2 separate regions of the Homo sapiens genome follow, and region 2 is linked to region 1. A link is an interaction called in ENCODE POLR2A ChIA-PET data of the cell type or tissue named here. Cell type or tissue: OCI-LY7. All regions are shown on one strand.

Region 1 (4,000 bases):
CTAGTGATTCTCCTGCCTCAGCCTCCTGAGTAGCTGGGATTACAGGCATGCACCACCACGCCCAGCTAATTTTTGTATTTTTAGTAGAGACAGGGTTTCACCATGTTGGTCAGGCTGGTCTTGAACTCCTGACCTTAGATGATCCGCCTGCCTCGGCCTCCCAAAGTGCTGGAATTACAGATGTGAGCCACCACACCCGGCCAAATGTCACATTCTTTTTCCCTCTGGGGGCCTTGGTAAAGGGGCAGGCTCTGATACACTCACTCCTGTTGTTTGTGGAGCTCACGTGTCCAACCAGTGCTGAAGAGTTATAAATCAGAGTCCTCCCCTGTGCCTACTGGGGCCTACAGCCAGCCTTCCAGGGCCAGCCTGTCACCTGTGAACCTGGCAGGGAGCTCAGCAGCATGGGGCTCCTGAGTGGGGACAGGACCCTCCAAACCTAAGATCAAGGTCACCAGGGAGAAGGCATGTCCGTGCTCTCCTGACTCAGGATGTCTAGGTAGTTTTAAGCCTCCCCACAGTCCCCCACCTGAGGAGAAGACAGAGAGGGAGCCTGGCTATCAGGCTGACTGCCTGGTAACCCCTCTGGGTGCTTCAGTTGCCGACTCTAATAGTCGCATGCCAGGCATCCCTGAGTTCTGCCACAGCCCTGGGTGGTCCCCATTCATTGCCAACCAGGCATGGTGGCTCAGCCTCAAGGGCATCCCGTCAGGTTCTGGAAGAGCAGCAATTTCTCACCAACTTCTCCATCTCACAGTCATACCATGGGCAGTTTTACCGGGACCACTGCCATGGCCTGGGTACCTACATGTGGCCAGATGGCTCCAGTTTCACGGGCACATTTTACCTCAGCCACCGAGAAGGCTACGGCACCATGTACATGAAGACACGGCTTTTCCAGGTGAGGGGGCTGCCATGTGTTCAGCTGGGGTCGAAGTGGCTGTGTGTGTCTAAGCCACTGGACAAAAAGATATTTCGGTCCTGGGGAAGTTTATTTGTTTAGCTACAAGTAGCTTTTTTACTTTTAATGATTAAAATGGTACCAATAATAAGGATATAGACTGAAAATAAAAGCCTCCTTGCATTTTATTCCCCAGAGGGATACCAGCAAATTGTTACATGTCCTTTAGATTTAAGAAACGCACGTGTTTATTTTTAAATATGTAAACTGGATCACTGTACACATAATGTTTGAAATGTGCCTTTTTAAATGGAGAACATGCCTAGTCTTTCAAATACAGATGCCTTTCCCCCTTTTATTACAGTATAATTTACAGTAAAATTCACCCATTTTAATATATAGTTCTGAAATTTTTGACAATTACAGGGTTGTGTAACTACTACTGTAGTCAGGATATACAAACAGTTCCATCACCCTCAAAATATTGCCATGGCCTTTGTAATAAATGTCTCCTTCAACAAACTGTGGCTGATCTATTTTGGCCTAGAATTTTGCCCTTGTGAGAATGCCATATTAATGGTGTCAACAGAAAAAAAACAAACTCTGCAAAATATTTTAAAGAGGTTTATTCTGAGCCAATATGAGTGGCTGTTACTGAAACACCAGGGGTTCGCTCTAGATCTTTCCGCTTCCTGCACAGAAAGCCCATCACTGAGACAATGAGTATTGCCAAGGAAGAAGGCTGTAATTTGGAGGTGCAGCTGAAGAGATGGGAGCTTAATCTCAAATCCATCCCCCTGACTAAAACTAGGGGTTTATATATCAAGGAAGAAATGTAATAATGTGTGAGAAAGCAGGAACTTGGGAGGGGTGAGGAAGCAGTCACGGTGAACAAAGGGCCTGGAGTCACATTGAATGCCATGGTCTGGTGAGTTTCAGTTCTTTGATACTTTCTGAGAGGAGTTTCAGCTCTTTGATACTTTTTGAGAGGCCTGAAGGTCTTTCCTGAGGAAGAAACTCAGATAAAACAAATTTAAGTTTCAAGCTTTAAGACCAGAAGGGTCAATTTCTATGTTTATCTGGAAACAACTCTCTGTAGGATTACTGGGCTGGTTTCAGTCCCCCCTTTTTGTTTATCAGTTCCTCAACCATGGGGAATCAGGTTGTGGGTCTTTCTGGCTGCTCCATGCTGAGGAGGGGCGTTGTGGGCAGCTCCATACCATGGGTGACCATGTGGTCACTTAGGAATCAAAGGTTAATCTAAATAGAGTTTTCTTCTAAAAGACAATCTCTTTCCATTCCCCCACTTGCATCAAAGACAAATAACAGTAGGACAACCTACTTGCAAAATAAGCTTCAGTTTCCTGGTGCCCTGATCACCCACACAAAGCACAGCAAGAACTGTGGTTCGCATAGGCTGTCCTAAACTGGCTTTGCCGGAACCTCTCGCAAGGCCATTTCAGTTAAAGCCTTGGGAAAATAACCAGTTCCCCCAGCTGTGTCCCATTATAAAATAAAACAGATTCTTATTAAACATATGCAAACAAACACGTTGCCATGAATTAAGAATATTCACAAATAGTTTAAAAATTCTGGAGAAATTAGGCAGAGAGAAATATGACTCAAATTTTGTTTACAAATGTATACTCTACTCAGTACACTTAAAGTATATTTCAAGGTTATGAATAGCTCAAAAGAAAAAAATTATCCTGACTCTGAAAGACAAAAGAAGAATCAGCAATATTTCAAAAAAAAAAAAAACATAAAAAGCATTCCAGTGTTCTGTTAGCTGAGTCCATGCAGTCAGCTCCTGCCCTGTGTCATATTGGGTGAGCAATGTTTATGAACACATCAGCCTTCCAATTAGTGCAGTGGAAGTTTTCTCTCTCATCCAGTGGCACAATCGCCAAAGTTATCAGACACCTGAATTCAATAGTCCTTTTCAGGAACTCCCCCAAAGAAGCAAGCCCTGGACGGTAGCTGATTACAAGTCACTTTTTTTGAGAAAGATCAAAGCAAAACAATTGTGGATGACAAAAGTCTTAAGGCAGCCATAGTCAAAAGATAGAGATGACAAGGAAATTTGGTTATTTCTGTGTCATACAACAATTTAACATAATAATCATTAACTATTGTTGACAACATATATTTAAACATATTAGAATTTCAAGAATGTCATAAATCCTGGAACACATATTAATAACATGTATATAAATAAAACCCAAAGAAAGTTAAATACCACCTCACAATTTACAATGCTTCCGGTATAATTCTAATATAACAAATAAGCCTAATATGTCTTTCTTGGACTTCAGGAAGCCTAATATCCAAAAAAAGTTAATTTAAGATCAAAAATTTACCTTCATCAAGAGTAAGATCTTTTTTTTTAAATTTATTATTATTATACTTTAAGTTTCAGGGTACATGTGCACAATGTGCAGGTTAGTTACATATGTATACATGTGCCATGCTGGTATGCTGCACCCACTAACTCGTCATCTAGCATTAGGTATATCTCCCAATGCTATCCCTCCCCCCTCCCCCCACCCCACAGCAGTCCCCAGAGTGTGATGTTCCCCTTCCTGTGTCCATGTGTTCTCGTTGTTCAATTCCCGCCTATGAGTGAGAATACGCGGTGTTTGGTTTTTTGTTCTTGCGATAGTTTACCGAGAATGATGATTTCCAATTTCATCCATGTCCCTACAAAGGATGTGAACTCATTTTTTATGGCTGCATAGTATTCCATGGTGTATATATGCCACATTTTCTTAATCCAGTCTATCATTGTTGGACATTTGGGTTGGTTCCAAGTCTTTGCTATTGTGAATAATGCCACAATAAACATACGTGTGCATGTGTCTTTATAGCAGCATGATTTATAGTCCTTTGGGTATATACCCGGTAATGGGATGGCTGGGTCAAATGGTATTTCTAGTTCTAGATCCCTGAGGAATCGCCACACTGACTTCCACAATGGTTGAACTAGTTTACAGTCCCACCAACAGTGTAAAAGTGTTCCTGTTTCTCCACATCCTCTCCAGCACCTGTTGTTTCCTGACTTTTTAATGATTGCCATTCTAACTGGTGTGAGATGGTATC
Region 2 (4,000 bases), 210 kb before region 1:
CCCCTCTGCCACCCGACCTGCTGCCCCCAGAGGCCGCCAAAGACCGAGAGACGCGGCCCTTCCCCCGCACCATTGTGGCCGTGGAGGTCCAGGACCAGAAGAACGGGGCCACCCACTACTGGACGCTGGAGAAGCTCAGGTGGGGCTGGAGGGCCGCTGGGTGGATGGTGGGAGGGTCCTCCTGGGCAGGGCTGAAGCCACAGGAGCGGTGGTAGGCACAGGCTTCACAGCGAGTACCTGCAGACACCGCTGTTCCTCCTGTTCCAATTATTTTAAAATCAGAAGAAAAATGTGAATAGAGTCCAGCCTTGTAGAATCCTCATTCTCTTTCTACCAATGCAGCAATCATACATAAAAATAGATTTGGACATTTTCTTTCGGAGGAAAGGACAGATGAGGGGAATGCTCCCTAGGCCCACAGGGGTCAGGACGGTGCAGTGGAGGGGAGGGCAGGCTGTGGCACCGACAGAACAGGCTGGCGGAGCGCCAAGAGCGGGTACAGCAGGGCCTGAAGGGTGGCTCCCCAGAGGGACTGGGAGAGGTGGTGGGGGATGGAAGGAATGCCCCCTTGCTCCTCCATTCAGGAAGCTGCCGGGAGGTGGATCCCTTAGCTGAGCCCAGTGGAAGGTGGAGGAGGAGCTGAGGTGGGGGTGGTGAGGAGGAAGCCTGGGCTGTGCCCCTCTGTGCCCAACGTGAGCTGGTGTCCTTCCTAAAGCTCGGCCTCTGCTGTCCCCACATGCTCACGCTGATTTGTCTTGAGCCCTTAATTTTTTTTTTTTTTTCTTTAAGAGACAGGGCCTTGCTCTGTTGCTCAGGCTAGAGTGCAGTGGTGTGATCATGGCTCGCTGCAGCTCAAACTCCTGGGCTCAAGTGATTGTTCCACCTCAGCCTCCCAAGTAGCTGGGACCACAGGAATGGAGTGCACTATGACACCCAGCTAATTTTTGAATTTTTTTTGTGGTAGAGATGAGGTCTCGCTCTGTTGCACAGGCTGATCTCTAACTCCTGGCCTCAGCCAATCCTTGCACCCTGGCCTCCCAAAGTACTAGCGTTATAGGTGCAAGCCACTGCACCCAGCCAGGCCTCAAGTTACGGGGGTGACTGAGTCACCATGTGAGGTCAGCGCCATCAGTGGGGGAGTTGAATGTCACTCACAGGCCCCTGGGAAGCAGAGCATGGCACGCCCCACCCTGCAGGGCTACAGGGGGAGGCACCAGGCAGAGAGGAGTAGGAGTAGGGGAAGGCCCAGGCCACAGCCTGGGGTTGTGGGAAAGGCCAGGCAGAGCAGGGAGACAGCTTAGGCTTGGCTAGTTTGAATAATTCTGCAGGGCTCTGGGGCATAGGGCTGTCCCTAGTTGTCTGGTACCTTGTCCTGGGTGATTTAGGCCAGGGGGAATATTGGCCTGGTGTGTGAAAAAGTTAGAGAAAGGAGGTGGCTGGGGTACAGACTTGGGATTGGTTGGTTTGTGTAGGAAAGGCAGGGGTGATGGCAAGTTGCTGACTGTCTCTAGGAATTATCAGGACCTGGGCAGCCCTCCCCAGCCTGCAGTGCCCCCCAAGGAAGTCAAAACATCACAAGATACAGAAAATAAAAATATGATTAATGCATTCATACACACATACACATTCATGCAAACACACACACACACACACACACACTCATAAGCATTCATGAAGATGTGCACATATACACAGCATACACTCCCACACTCACCCTCCTCACTCTTCTGCCCTGTTCTCCCAGGTTACGTGGCTTGGAAGGACGGACAGCCACTGTTGATGTGGTTTCTCTTATACCTGAGATCTAGGGGCACAATGATTGCTTTTCCTTTGTCCTACATTAAGTTTTTCTTGGGAATAATAATTTGTAGGCTATTTTCTCTGTCTTCTGTGTCCCTACCCCCAGTTTGCCCTTTATTCCTCGAGCTCTTGCGCCTCTGTGGCCTGATCCCCGTTTCTGAGCTTCACTTGGGTTCTCTTCCCACCTCTCCGCCAGCTTTCCAGCAGCCCAGTGCCGCCAGCCCCTCTAGCCCCTCACTGCTTGTTCCCCAGCCCACCCCCTGGAGGGAGTTTGGGAGGAGCTGTTGGTGACCTTGCGTGCTTAGCTGAGTACGTTACTTGTGACTGACCAGCTCTAAGGGTCACAGAGGGGGTCTGTCTAGCAAGCCCCCTGGACCTTGATGACCCTGAGCTGGATGTGGTGGCCAGAGCTAGGCTGAGCCCACTGTCCCCAGGAGATAAGGGTGTGCGGTGCCAGCTGCTGAGCGCTGGGCCTGGGTCCACATTGACCCCTGCCGTCCCTGCAGGCAGCGTCTGGACCTGATGCGGGAGATGTACGACCGCGCTGCAGAGGTGCCCTCCAGTGTCATCGAGGACTGTGACAACGTGGTGACCGGCGGAGACCCCTTCTATGACCGCTTCCCCTGGTTCCGGCTGGTGGGCAGGTGGGCGCCTCCTCCCTTCCTTGGCAGAGAGAGAGATTGAGAGAGAGAGATGGCAGTGGGGGTAGGAGTGGGCCCTGGCCTGATACAAGGAGCGGCCCTGACAAGTGCTTTTCCAGCCCCATATTCCCAGCCCTGTCCTCCCTGGCCTGAGGTTCCTCCCAGCCATTCCTCTCCACACACCACAGGGCCTGTTATTTCAGGGGACGTGGGATGGGGTCTTGGCACTGCCACCCAAACCCACTGCAGGGCTGTAGCCGCCAGAACCCATGGGTCCATGTGTATGAATATGTGAGGCTCCCAAGCAAACTTTCCAGGTCACCTGTTGGTCCTGAGGGTGGGAACATGGAGGCAGGGCTGTGTCACCTGAGCCTTACAAATGGCTGCCTCCTTCCCCGGTCTCCAGTCTGGGGTCTGCACCCAGCCCCCTTCACCCCATGGGACCGTGGTATTCTGAGGCCTCAACGTGGCCAAACTCTCGAGGTCCTCATATGGCCTCAGCCACTCCCAGCCGAGACCCCTGTTCTCAGTCCCACCTGCAGGTGTCCTCCGGAACCTTCCGGAACCTTCCTGCTGGCCATACATGTGATTTCTTTCCAAGCCTGGGGGCACAGTTTTGGTTCTCTCATCTTTTAAAGCAGCATTCTCGATGGTCTGTGTGTTTGGTTTTGGTTTTAAACAGAAGCCCCCCAGCCCCGGCCCCGGCCCCTGTTCGTCCCTGCGAGTCGCTGGTGTTAACTTCTCTCTGTCTTGTCGCACTAACCTCAGTTCAGCCATCTCTGGCTGCAACAGCTACCCTCTTCTCAACACATGCATGAGCGAGCGCATGGCTGCTCTCACCCCCTCCCCCACCTTCTCGAGCCCCGACTCCGACGCCACCGAGCCTGCCGAGGAGCAGAGCGTGGGGGAGGAGGAGGAGGAGGAGGAGGAGGAGGAGGATGAGGAGGAGGAGGACCTGGAGGACGACGTCTTTCCGGAGCACGCGCTGTGCGACGGCCGGGACCCGTTTTACGACCGGCCCCCCCTGTTCAGTTTAGTAGGAAGGTTGGTGAGGTCGAGGAGAGCATGCTGGGGAGGACCCAGCTCTTTTGCACAGGAGCACTGCTGCGGGCACAGAGGAACCGCTGGGGCCTGGCCCGGGCCCTCCCAGGGCAGGCGAGGCAGGTGGAGGGGCTGGCCTCCTGAGGAGAGCACCCGAGGGCCCCCGGGCCCTGCATCCTTGCAGTGGGGCTGCTCACCCATCCTGGAGACGGTCGCTTTGGGCCGGCAGGGAAGAGTCTGGGTTCCAGGTACAGAAGAGGTAGTGCACCCCGGAGCTTGCAGCTGTGGCCCCAGGCAGGTGGGACTATTTCTGCAGAGAGGCCGTAGGAACCCCGGAGTGGCTCAGGCACCCAATGGCCGAGTTCCTCCCTGAAAGTCCCAGTGCAGGGCCCAAGGGGCATTTGATAGGTGAGGGCCAGCCGCCCCCAAGCAGGATGCCCGTCCTGTCATTCTCCTGGGAATCAACACTGTCCTAGCGGAGGCAGCCTCACCCCAGCTCAGCTGTCATCCAGAAGAGA

The links. ChIA-PET counts read pairs that join two places held together with the same protein. Peaks named below come from ENCODE experiments on the same cell type or tissue, not always from the same donor. Only the 100,000 strongest peaks of a DNase experiment are listed, where the experiment ranks them.
Region 2: POLR2A ChIA-PET joins it to region 1 with 9 read pairs; 2 of 35 experiments call an interaction of 5 or more read pairs at or near these places.

The regions. Positions count from the first base shown.
Region 1 is chr2:240,549,815-240,553,814 of GRCh38, reverse strand. It overlaps ANKMY1 (ankyrin repeat and MYND domain containing 1), which reads left to right. Exons shown (of 18, transcript NM_001282771.3): 4 at 758-901. Among named protein-coding and RNA genes, the nearest start is that of ANKMY1, 6.2 kb to the left of the region's middle. RefSeq lists a silencer at 1,842-1,941. In OCI-LY7, no CTCF peak of the experiment used is centred here; a DNase peak (open chromatin) is centred at 1,824; H3K4me3 peaks cover 1,055 bases; H3K27ac peaks cover 2,546 bases.
Region 2 is chr2:240,756,804-240,760,803 of GRCh38, reverse strand. KIF1A (kinesin family member 1A) reads left to right here. Exons shown (of 49, transcript NM_001244008.2): 25 at 1-139; 26 at 2,307-2,444; 27 at 3,210-3,485. Among named protein-coding and RNA genes, the nearest start is that of KIF1A, 61 kb to the left of the region's middle. In OCI-LY7, no CTCF peak of the experiment used is centred here; no DNase peak of the experiment used is centred here.